Regions from separate parts of the Homo sapiens genome. Here region 2 is linked to region 1. Evidence: chromatin contacts called from ENCODE Hi-C or POLR2A ChIA-PET data. All regions are on one chromosome and are shown on one strand. Each heading gives the region's core, a stretch centred on a gene start or an enhancer-like site at or near the end of the contact. The rest is flanking DNA. Distances are from core to core; before and after follow the strand shown.

Region 1 (5,810 bases), core at 189-2,688:
ACCTTTAAAATTACTTCTAACTGGTAAAAACCTTTTGGAAGAATTGTTGTTATTACTTTAAAAAAATTTGTCAGTTTCTAAGCCCCTGAGCAAGACCTGATAAATACAATTAGAAGAAATGTGTGGGCTGGTTCAGCCTCTGCTTGGGAAACATACCCTGTGTAGGGACTGAGGGAAAAGAATTACTGGGTGGAATTTCATTTCTGTAGTGCAGTGGGTTGGTGAAGCTCTGTGGAGGGGTTTTTAAAGTCCATTGATTGTATTGAGTGACTCGCCACATACACATGTGTAATAAAGAGGTTTCATTAGATGCTGTATTGGGCCATTCTTGCATTGCAGTAAAGAAATATCTAAGACTGGGTAATTTATAAAGAAAAGAGGTTTAATTGGTTCGTGGATCTACAGGCTGTACAGGAAGCATGGTGCCGGCATGCTTCTGGTGAGGGCCTTAGGAAGCTTACAGTCATAGCAGAAGGTGAGGTGTGAACAGGCACATCACATGACAAAAGCAGGAGTGGGGGTGTGGGGGTGCCACACACTTTTAAACAACCATATCTCAAGGGAGCTCATTTACTGACTCAAGGAGAGCACCAAGGGGATGGCACTAAACCATTCGTGAGAAATCCACCCCCATGAGCCAACTACCAAGCCCCACCTGCAACATTGGGGATTACAGTTTAACATGAAATTTAGAGGCTGGGCCCGTTGGCTTACACCTGTAATCCCAGCACTTTGGGAGGCTGAGTTGGGCAGATCACTTGAGGTCAGGAGTTTGAGACCAGCCTGGCAACATGGCGAAACCCCATCTCTACTAAAAATACAAAAAACATTAGCTGGACGTTGGCAGGTGCCTGTAGTCCCAGCTACTCAGGGAGGCTGAGGCAGGAGAATCTCTTGAACCCGGGAGGCAGAGGTTGCAGTGAGCCAAGATCATGCCATTGCACTCCAACCTGGGTGACAGAGAGAGACTCCGTCTTAAAAAATATATATATATATATATATATATATATATATATATATATGCGAAATTTAGAGGGGACACATGTCTAAACTATGTCAGATGCTAAGCTGTAATGGATTGCAGTTTTCATACAGATCACAAGATCACATTCTGATATATGTCACAAAGTACAAGCTTTGAGGCCATCTGGTTTATGGAGAACTGGGGAGTTGCTGAAAGAATCAATGATGGACTTATTTATGACCATAGTAAGCGTTTCAGTTGTAACAAGTTATAATAAATGTACACTATGCTTTCTATGTAATCTATTTAGGTGAAATGGAGTATATCAAATCAAGGACCCTGTAGGGGAAAAGAAGAAAAGAGAACAGCAAGTTAAAATAGCTTTGGGCAGGAAAGCAGAGGCCCGTGAAGAAACCACTTTCTGTTTATGACTAATTCTCTCATGACCCCCAGGCTCGCCAGTTTTTTCAGGGTTGCTAAAGGCAGAATGGGTTCTAGTAACTACCAGAATGGGTACTGGTTTTCATGCTGAAAGACCGTATTTATCTGCTCTTAAGCCTCTAACTGAAATGGATGGCACATAGATTACACAGGGTCGAAAGTCATGTGAAAGTAACCCCTGAAGCCTTTGCAGAATATTTGTTTCTACTTTTGTTCTGTTTTTGGAAAGTGTATGTGATAAAGTAGTTTCTGTTTGCTTTTGAATATGGCATCATTAATTTTCTATATACCTACCAAAATTATTATTAGCTTGTGTGGCTGGTTCAGTTTTACTAAGTTGATTAATGTTTCTTCTAGACAAACAGCAGTCGATGAACAAGGAAAGGACCTACTGAAAGATATACCTGTAGAAAGAAAGATTTCCCCAAGGGTTTCAAATTTGATAAGTTAGCCAATATAAAGTATGAAATGTGAAGTTCAGATTTTTCACATAAATTACTTGGCATAATTATGTAGTGTACAACAGACTTTTTTCTGTGGTACTTAATGTAATTTGCTTAAACATAGACATCTTGGGGTAAAACACCTGCCATGTCCCAGAGACCCAGAATAATCTAGATTTTTTATCTTGTGTAGGTTGGACACAGTAAACTTTACTGGTTTTTGTCACTAAATATTAGTAGCAATTTTTTTCTTCATTCTGAACATTTTGTATGTAAGCTACTTTGTAATTTTTGTCACAGAAGAACGAAAAACTTCTTTAAAAATCTTTGTATTACAAGCAGTTTTTTTTTTTTTTTTTTTTTTTTTTTTGAGACAGAGTCTCACTCTGTCACCCAGGCTGGAGCGCAGTGGTGCTATCTTGGCTCACTGCAACTTCCACCTCCTGGGTTCAAGCAATTCTCCCACCTTAGCCTCCCGAGTAGCTGGGATTACAGGCGCCTGCCACCATGCCTGGCTAATTTGTTTTTTTGGAGAGATAGGGTTTCACCATGTTGGCCAGGCCTAGTCTTGAACTCCTGGCTTCAAGTGATTCGCCCTCCTTGGCCTCCCAAAGTGCTGGGATTACAAGTGTGAGTCACCATGCCCGGCCCAAAGTAGTTTGATGCATAATTGAAAATTGTAATCTTATGACTGTGGATAATGGTGCTGTGTCTTCTGTATGACTCATGATAGCATGGTTGAATGACCCGTTGTACACCATGAAGATACCTTTTTGCTTAAAGACTCAGCTGCTCCTAGTTTGGTCTTCAGCTGTCAAATGTATACGTCCTGATGTAGAGTTATATTTTACTTCTCCCCTGCCTCCCTCTCTCTCTCTCTCTCACAAATCCCTAGGTAGTGTCGCCTGCCTCTGGTGGGACCCTATTCAGCGGTTACTCTTCTCAGGAGCATCTGACAACAGCATCATCATGTGGGACATCGGAGGAAGGAAAGGCCGGACGCTGTTACTTCAGGGCCATCAGTGCGTGACCACTTGTGGGGGTGGGGAAAGAATCCGAGTTAGTGGGGAGCTAGTGAAAGGCATTAATAGTCTGATACCACTTTCTGCAAACCCCACGTTCTAAGATGGCAATTATCATTGATAGGGCTCAGTTCACTTTTAACTGCTTTCTGTCAGCCCCGAGTGTCTGATGTTTAGTAGCAAAAAACTAAACAAAACAAACAAACAAACAAAAAAACAAATGCAGGGCTTTCTTCCTCCTTAGTCCAAAGAGCACTTGCCACTTTTTCTCTCAAGGAGTCACCCTGTTGAAATATCTGATTAAGGCAGGCATAGGATAGAGATGCAGGTGAGGACTTTGACCATGGAAGGTTGCATGTAACATGATACTAAGCTGTTGTTGAGCTGGGAGCCTAACTTGTTTTTTGTTCTTTGTTTTTTTATTCTAAAAGATATTAAATTAAGAAATGTTGTCTAGTTTGACAGTGGAATTCACCTGAGTGATACCATTGTATATTTAGGATCTTGCCCTGTAGCCCTGAAAGAAAAAGAAATACATCTTCACCTTGCTTTCTTTTCTTTCCTTTTTGGCTAGGCTGCAGCTGTTACTATAATCACAGTCAAGCTGAAAATTAGCTGAGGAAACATATTATACACAAGTATAACAGGCCAAGAGCTTGTTTCCTTGGGCATCCTAAGGGGTAGTATGACAGGCATGCAGGAGGGACAGAGGTCTTTACCCCATCTGTGTGTGTCTGTGTGTGTTTGTGTGTGCACACTAGTGATCTTTGTGGTGTTTGACTCCTTGTTCATATGAATTGTGGTCAGTAGGGGAGTTATACCTCCTTCGTTCTTGTTTCTGAACAAGTAGGTAAATCTTATGCATCTGAAAGGGAAATCATGTTGATTGGTCCCAAAAACCATAGCCCTCATCAAATCTCTGGCCTACAATTCTTAATGACCGATTTGAAAGTAGTCATATATTTTATAGAAAGTATCATTCTGTATTATGAGTTATAAAATGCCAAGTAAAGTTTATACTAGAATTCATTTTACCATGCTAAATAGTCAGTGGTAAAATACCACTTGCTGATTTTAATGAGGAGAGCAATTTGAGCCTAAATGAAGACAGTTCCTGTGTTTTTCCGCATGGAGACAAGTGACTGTTGTGTGTGCTGTTTGCAGTGACAAGGTGCAGTCGCTGTGCTACCTTCAGCTCACCAGGCAGCTCGTCTCCTGTTCCTCGGACGGCGGAATTGCAGTGTGGAACATGGATGTTAGCAGAGAAGAGGTAAGAGACAAGGGCAAGTCCAGGCTGATCGGGGGAGACCCCCAGGAACCTGGCTTCTTCTTGGCTTTTCACCCCGCAAGCTGTAAATGCTGGTCCAGGTGCAGACAGTCCCAGCTTCCCCTTCTGCTAATGGGTTATTTCTGACAAGGTCCTTTGTGTCATTTTGCATTGCTTCCTCTGCTCATTTGAGAGTTTCTACCAATGACATGCAGTATATACAATCAGCGTTTAGGCTGGTTCTCAGCCTTGAGCAATACACTGAGATAACACTTTGAGACAGATTTCTGGCATATCCAGTGATTTGGACTGCATAGAGGTCCTCCGAAGCACCATTGTGGTCCCGTAGCATTCCTGTAGGAAACCCTGAGAGATGCATCAGTGACTGCTGTCAGGGACATAGCTAAACACTTGACAGGTTTCTGGGAAAATATATTTCCATTTCTCTGCTTTTACTTCCCATTGAGTTCTAGTTCACTGAGGCCATGTCGACATAGTATTCTTTTCAGGTGACCTAATTTCTAACTTGGTTCGGCCACTAACTAGTTGTGAGACCTTATTTGGTTAAGTGCCTTAATTTCTCTAAGTATCTGTTCCCTCCTACATAAAGTGGAATTGTGGAATGAAATGACTTCTCAGTTGTCTTCCAGTTCTTTAGACAGACAGTCTAATTGTCTAAACAATCTCTCTCTCTCTTTTTTTTTTTTGAGACAGGGTCTTGCTTTGTCACCCAGGCTGGAGTGCAGTGGCATGATCTTGGCTCTCTGCAGCCTCAACCTCCCAGGCTTAAGCGATCCTCCCACTTCAGCTTCCTGAGTAGCTGGGGCTACAGGCATACACTACCATGCACAGCTTATTTTTCAATTTTTTTTTTTTTTTTTTGGTAGAGACAGGGTCTTGCTGTATCGTCTAGGCTGGTCTCAAACTCCTGGGCTCAAGCAATCCTCCTGCCTCAGTCTCCCAAATTGCTGGGATTATAGGCATGAGGCACTGTGTACATTCTCTTTTTTAAATATTTTGAAGAATGCTGCAGTGAATATTCTTGACCTTGTCATTGTGTGATTGATCAATTATTTATTTCAGACAAATTTCTGGAAATAGACCTTCTGGGTCCAAGGATATATACATTCTTAAGGCTTTTTATAGATGTCGTCAAATGATTTCCAATCAAGGTTTCCATTCTCATCTCTGCCTGTACTGTCATTATCTTTCTTTTCTAAGTGACATCTACAACTTACGATGTTGTTAGCAAAAAAGTTGATTCCAGAGAAGATTTTAGATCATGAGGGATGTTAATGACTTATAGTTTAACTTCAGAAATATTTGTTGGGCACCTACAGGGTGTCCTTACAGTCGGGAAACTCAAGTGAATGTATTTAATAAATGGCTTATTGATATTGCATTGCAGTACCTACTGTGTTGCATGACATCACATGATCTGTTCAGTATCCTGTCCTTTATGGCAATATGTTGTTCAGTGTGCTGTGCACCATTGTAATAGACATTATGCGTTGATGCAGAATTCCCACCAGTCCCTGCACATGTGTCTGCTTTGTGTTGTCTCTGATTCTTTGTGAGTCTGATTCTCACTGATTAAACCTTCATTTTTAGCATATTCCAGTAGAAGTGATCAAGGGGCTTTCATCTATTTTTTTTTTAAATGGTGACATTAC
Region 2 (6,038 bases), core at 481-2,980, 130 kb before region 1:
CCAATCTTTGAGGGGTTTATTTAGGTAGAAAGGGCACATCCATGATATTTAATAACAATTTGAGATAGTCTAGAACAGTGGCATATGGTATGGGGGAGGGGGAGGCAATCAGGGAGCATTGTCTGTAGAGGATCTGAAAGCAAAAATGAAATTACCTCAGTTTTTTTTATTATCATGGTGATAAAATATTCCTCCACCAGACCCAACCACTTCTACCACTCCCACCTTGTCCCTAAGTCCTGTACTGGATCAATAATCAGTTGCCAAAATGAGTTGATACCAGTGACATGTTTGGGAGGTCAAGCTGGCAGTGGTCAGTGTGGACTGAACTGTTGGGGAAGGCTGCGTGGAAGTCCCCTCCCCTCCCTCTCAGTTAGGACAGGACACCAGGAGAGCAGTCTGTGACCCTGAAGACTGCAGCAGTCCCTGATGCCCATGCGAGCCATGGGCCAGGAAAGTGCTTTCTGTGCATTGCCTCACCACGTGAGAGGCTGATAGCCCAAGATGGTTCTGTAGCTGAGGAATCTGGGTGAGTGACAGGTGTCCTCCTATGCGAGATTAGGGGAGTAACGCCCAGCTTTCAGACAGCCAGCAGGGGGGCTCAGTAGTGCTAATGCCAAGCCCTTCATGCAGAGAAGTGACTTAAGTGTCAGTTACTACTTTGTGCCAGAGGTAAATCTCTCTGCAGAGGGAAATGTTGGCACATAGCTGGTAAACACCAGTGTCTAGGTAGCCCTCCTGGGCACAACCGTCCTCATTTTTTCTTTTACTTGACTCTCCACTAAATCCTTTTTGCCCGAAACTTTGTAGAATTGGTATTTATTGATTTGTACCAGCTAAGAGTTGGCTATTTAGTCTCTGACGTGCTCTTTATGGCTGAAGAAAAACAGGTAACTCCTTCACAGAGGAGAGATTAATTCCCTAGAAAGGAAGACAAAAGTTTTCATGGACAACTTTGGAAAGGTGTGAAGCATTAAATATCTATGACAGCAAGACACGGGAATACACAAGCCTGTGTTAAGGCCTGATCCCTTCTGGGCCAGGCACATAAGCTGAAAATGGTACCTGAGCAATTTCTGAGTATGTCACGAAAAGGCACTGAAATACAGAAGTTTCTCTATGGAAAAGAGTGTCCCGGCTTGGAAACTGTGTCTGAAGCAAAAAATTTCCTCAAAATTGTTCTTCAGAAAGGGAGTTGCCGTCTAGTAGGGTCCTTACAAAATCATTAAGAGTTCGCAAAAAAACTAGATAGATGAGATCCATGAGTGACTGGCTGAGAACAGATGGGGAAGGCAAATTCGCCTGAAATTCTCTCAGTCAATGCATATTATGAATGCTTATCGAGGTTGCTTCATGAAAAGGGGTTAAATTTTAAAAAAGAGAGGCAAAGAAATTGAATACAGATTTAGTACTTGTTCTTGAGGTTATAACTTCAGAGTTGCCAGATATTGAACGTTGAATTAGTTAAGGTAGTGCTAGTTGTTGTAACAAATAAACCCAAATATGTACCGTGACTCAAACATGATGGAAGATTATTTTCCACTTGTATAAAGCCCGAAGTGGGCGTGTTTATGTGAAACCTGGTGATTTGGCGACCCAGCCTCTTCCTGTCTGTGGTTCCACTTTATTTAACAGGCAGCTGCTAAGGTCACGTACTTGTCAGCATTGAACTGGCGGAAGCAGAAAGATCATGGAGGACTGCATATGGGAGATTTTGATAGGCTAGGCCTGGGAGTGGAATGTGTCACTTCTCCTATTTCATTAAGAACAGTTCAGCCTTATGGTCACGCCCACCTACCTTGAAGGCTAGGAAATGTAGCCCAGCTCTGCGGTTGGCAAGAAGAGGAAATGGGTTTCCTGAAGAGCTAGCTGCCCTCTGTCATTTGAAATTTTATTAAGACCATTGAAGGTCACTTTAAAAGTAACACGATCACTAATATGCTGTGTGGATCGTCAATATATTTTTGCCTCTGAGGGCAACTTTCTTGGTCACTCTGAAGGGCTTCTGATGGCCTAGGGTAGGTGTTTCAGTGGCAGTGTTGCACATCGTTTTGAAAAGTGCTGTGTGATAGGCAACTTGGAAGGTAAGGAGGTGCTGTGCTTAGAAGAATGGTTACACAACTCACAAATTGAGGACAGGCATGTGGACACTACCTGGGAAGACTGTGAGCTAAATTGCTTCATGGAAGGTGGACATGGAATGAAAAGTACTATTTCTAACTCATAGGGTATGTGATTTCATGTGAGTCATAAAGTTTATTTGGGCAGATTGACCAAAATTTGTAGGGGGTAGGGATTTTCTCATTGGGAAAAGAAGAGGGCTGTCTTATCTGGGGGATGCCCTATATCCAAGCATGCATGGGAATTAGAAGTTAATCAAAGAAATAAAGAATTAACGCTGGAGGAGGGGAGCCTCACTCTTGCAATGTGGGAGAAGTTGGTCAGATGTGCTGGAAACACACTTATACATCTGGGAGGAAAAAGAGAGGTGAAAGCTGGGGAATGGGGTTAGTGCCAATCCTGCACTCTGAGGGAATGAAAAGAGACCCAGGGGACTGGGCAAGGGGCGGGCAGGTGACCTGTCCCTGGGAGAAGCCCTTGGCCGTGCCAGTCTTGTGGTGGGTACCCCCGTGTGCTCTCTTTTTTTTCTGTGTGATGTGGGCAGGTTCCCCAACCTCTCTGCATCTCTGTGTGTAAGAGTCTGTGAAATGATGTGTTCACAGAGCTGTGCACATAGTAGGGGCTTTATGAAAGTTTCTTCCCCCATCTTCTGTGCAGCTACTCACCAGCCCCATTGTTGGGGATCATTGTCTCCATAATTGGCTGTGAGTAACTGGGGAGATGTTCTCCCCTATAAAATGCAACTTCATGACAAAAAGAAGCTCAGCCCCCTTCATCCCTAAAGATTCGTTGGTGCAGTTTCTTATACCAGAGGTTAGATAAAGCTGAGAAGGAGAACTTCCATTGTCATTGACTTTTAATTCTAGAAGTCCCTGTTCTCCTATCTTAGCTTTGGATGTTGGCAGCAGGGCAGCAGGCGGGTCTTGTGAAGAAAAGTTCTGTGGAACCTAAGAGTTATTGACTTGTTCTTCAGCATCTTCGCGTAATCCTCATAGCAGCTCTCTGAAGTTCATTGGTGGGGAAGGAGGCTTATCACTGATCTTATAGATGAGGAAACTGAGTTGCAGATCAGGTATGTGACTTACCCATTGCAGGCAGGCCCAGGACTAGACAACAGGCCTGTTCCACAGTAGTGTTAAATGGGCATAGGTTTCTTCTGGGAAATAGCAAACGTCCCCTGGCCCTTAAATCCCTTCACAAGGCATTAGCATCAACTGTAGCAAAGGAAATGGAGTCAGGTTACAGGACGAAGCTCAGTAGCTGGGTGACTAAATCCAGGTTCGGAACCATGTTTCCCATCACTTAACATGGTTTCTGAGCTTTGAAGAACTTTTTTCGTTTGATAGGTGCTTGCTTGGCAGGAAGAGGTGGGCAGTGATCACCTTTTTACAAAATTTTTTTGAGATTTTCTTTGCAAACTCTTTGTACTGAAGGAAGAAAGCAAAAGGCGCAAAGAGTTGGAGATAAAAGCACAGGAACCTTTCTTAAAGTGGAAGTTGTCTTCTCATATCTTCCCCATCCCTCATTCCCTTTTCCTACTTTAGAAGTATTTCTATACCTTGTGCCTACAGATACATATATTTTTATTTACTTACTATATTTTGGAAAATGGCTCATATCATTTTTCCCCAGAAGTCAAAATGTGGGAACCAGGGACCACCCACCTCTTGTACCCAGTTCAAACTCTTTCTGGGTCACTGTTTTATGTGTAATTCATGCCAAAAAGTTACACTGAAGGATATGGATGGACCAAAGCTGCATGGGTTTCTTACAACAGGCCTGGGTAGAGAGGCTTGGTGCAAGAAACCCACCTTGATTACAAGAGCCAGAATGGAGAACTGAAAAAGAAAAGAATGTCTACCCAGTGTCACAGGATTACTTTTGTGGGTGCCAAAACATATCTCAAAGTAGCCCTTTAGTCACCTAATAAAAGATGGGAAATGTTTAGTCCATGTGTACTACTGGAATCCATGTATTTTAATATGACACCTTTGATATATTTGGAGGGAGGGTAGGAAAGATGTTCTCTGTTTTATTTCTTCTGAACCTTTTTAAAAGTTTCTGAACTGCTTAAATGAACCTACCTGTAGACTTAAATGTGTTAGGAAGCTGATTTAGCTGCACTGAGCTCTTCCTTTCCCTTACTTCCTTCTCAGGTTGTAGAATACAAGCTCAGCACTTTCCTGGCTTCCCTCTATTGCTCTGGGAAAGATAGTAAGTAAATAGTGTCTGTTGCCAAAGGGAGAAGAATAAACATAGGCTGGATCACCAAATGGTGCTGCATTTTATTTGTATGGTGTCAGAGACACTGGCTGCTTAGATGGCATCACTGAGGGAGATCCCCAGCATGAAGCAGAGAAGACAAACTTGGGAGTTTGTCAGGATACCCAGGGTCATTGCAGGTCAGAGAGACTGACTAACAATTACCAGACTCACAAGAGACGGATAAATAACAAGAGGGTCCTCTGACCAATAAGGACTTTCCTCACCTTAACAAAATCTTCATGGGAAGCCCACTTGTTATAGGAGGCTTGATTGGTGTATTAGTCTGTTCTCACCTTGCTATAAGGAAATATCCCAGACTGGGTAATTTATTAAGGAAAGAGGTTTAATTGACTCACAGTTCCTCAGGGCTGGGGAGGCCTCAGGAAACTTACAATCATGGTGGAAGGCAAAGGAAAAGCAGGCACCTTCTTCACAGGGTGACAGGACAGAGTGAGTGCAAGCAAGGGAAATGCCAGACACTTATAAAACCATCAAATCTCATGAGATTCACTCATTATCATGAGAATAGCATGGGGGAAACTGCCCCCATGATCCAATCACCTCCCACCTGGTCCTGCCCTTGGCACAGGGGGATTATGGAGATTATAATTCAAGAAGAGATTTTGGGTGGGGACACAGCCAAGCCATATCAATTGGTAAGTACCATGTGAAAGCAAGTTAATGGCCCATGTCATAGAACTAAAACCATTTGTTTTAGTTCTGTGTTGCTTGTAGGGAATTTTCTAGTCAGTTAGCACAAGAGGTTTAGTGGTTCAGCCAAGTTTCACATACTAGGTCCCTTCATTTCCAGAGATTGGGAGTGTCTAAAGGACTAATTTTGTAATGTCAGATAATGTAAGAGAATAGCCCCTGGTGACAGGTGATTGAAATAGATAATTTCTGAGTCCTTTCATTATTTCCTATCTGTTTCTTAATTCGTGAAATAAAAGTTAAGGGTTATCTAAGGAAGAACACTAAGTTATGACTAGTACTTTCATTTGTTCAATAAATACATATCTGGTGTTCATTATGTCATTTAACTTTAAATTTTTTTTTTTTTTTTTTCTTGAGACAGGGTCTCACTCTATCACCCAGGCTAGAGCACAGTGGTGTGATCTGGGCTCACTGCAACCTCTGCCTCCTGGGTTCAAGTGATTCTCCCACCTCAGCCTCATGAGTAGCTGGTACTACAGACGTGAGCCGCCACACCTGGCTAATTTTTTTTTTTTTTTTTTTTTTTTGAGAAGGAGTCTCGCTCTGTTGCCCAGGCTGGAGTGCAGTGGTGTGATCTCAGCTCACTGCAAGCTCCGCCTCCTGGGTTCATGCCATTCTCCTGTCTCAGCCTCCCAAGTAGCTGGGACTACAGGCGCCCGCCACCATGCCCGGCTAATTTTTTGTATTTTTAGTAGAGACAGGGTTTCACCGTGTTAGCCAGGATGGTCTCGATCTCCTAACCTCATGATCTGCCCGCCTCGGCCTCCCAAAGTGCTGGGATTACAGGCGTGAGCCACCACGCCCAGCCTAATTTTTGTATTTTTAGTAGAGACTAGGTTTCGCCATGTTGGCCAGGCTGGTCTCAAACTCCTGACCTCATGTGATCCACCCACCTTGGCCTCTTAAAGTTGGGATTACAGGTGTGATCCACTGTACCC

What was found. Hi-C counts contacts between places; a loop is a spot of excess contacts on that map. ChIA-PET counts read pairs that join two places held with the same protein, here RNA polymerase II (POLR2A). Pooled maps may share reads with other maps.
Region 2: a map of B cell shows a loop between it and region 1 (3-fold over the local background). The contact joins two enhancer-like sites. A Hi-C loop is called at or near these places in 1 of 168 maps with a recorded cell type or tissue (B cell), 10 of 37 single-sample maps with no recorded cell type and 5 of 50 pooled maps. POLR2A ChIA-PET finds 5 or more read pairs at or near these places in 1 of 52 experiments (activated CD4-positive, alpha-beta T cell).

Annotation. Positions count from the first base shown.
Region 1 is chr2:223,892,564-223,898,373 of GRCh38, reverse strand. It overlaps WDFY1 (WD repeat and FYVE domain containing 1), which reads left to right. Exons shown (of 12, transcript NM_020830.5): 7 at 2,744-2,870; 8 at 4,035-4,140. Among named protein-coding and RNA genes, the nearest start is that of WDFY1, 50 kb to the left of the region's middle. RefSeq lists enhancers at 1,236-1,435, 1,556-1,615, 2,357-2,416, 2,427-2,576, 2,587-2,646. Within about 2 kb of position 1,438, at least 5 of the 41 ENCODE cell types and tissues checked have a DNase peak (open chromatin) inside an H3K27ac peak, as active enhancers do.
Region 2 is chr2:224,021,748-224,027,785 of GRCh38, reverse strand. The region is part of intron 1 of SERPINE2 (serpin family E member 2); the gene reads left to right. Among named protein-coding and RNA genes, the nearest start is that of SERPINE2, 15 kb to the left of the region's middle. RefSeq lists enhancers at 1-463, 464-1,103, 1,495-1,544, 1,605-1,664. Within about 2 kb of position 1,730, at least 4 of the 41 ENCODE cell types and tissues checked have a DNase peak (open chromatin) inside an H3K27ac peak, as active enhancers do.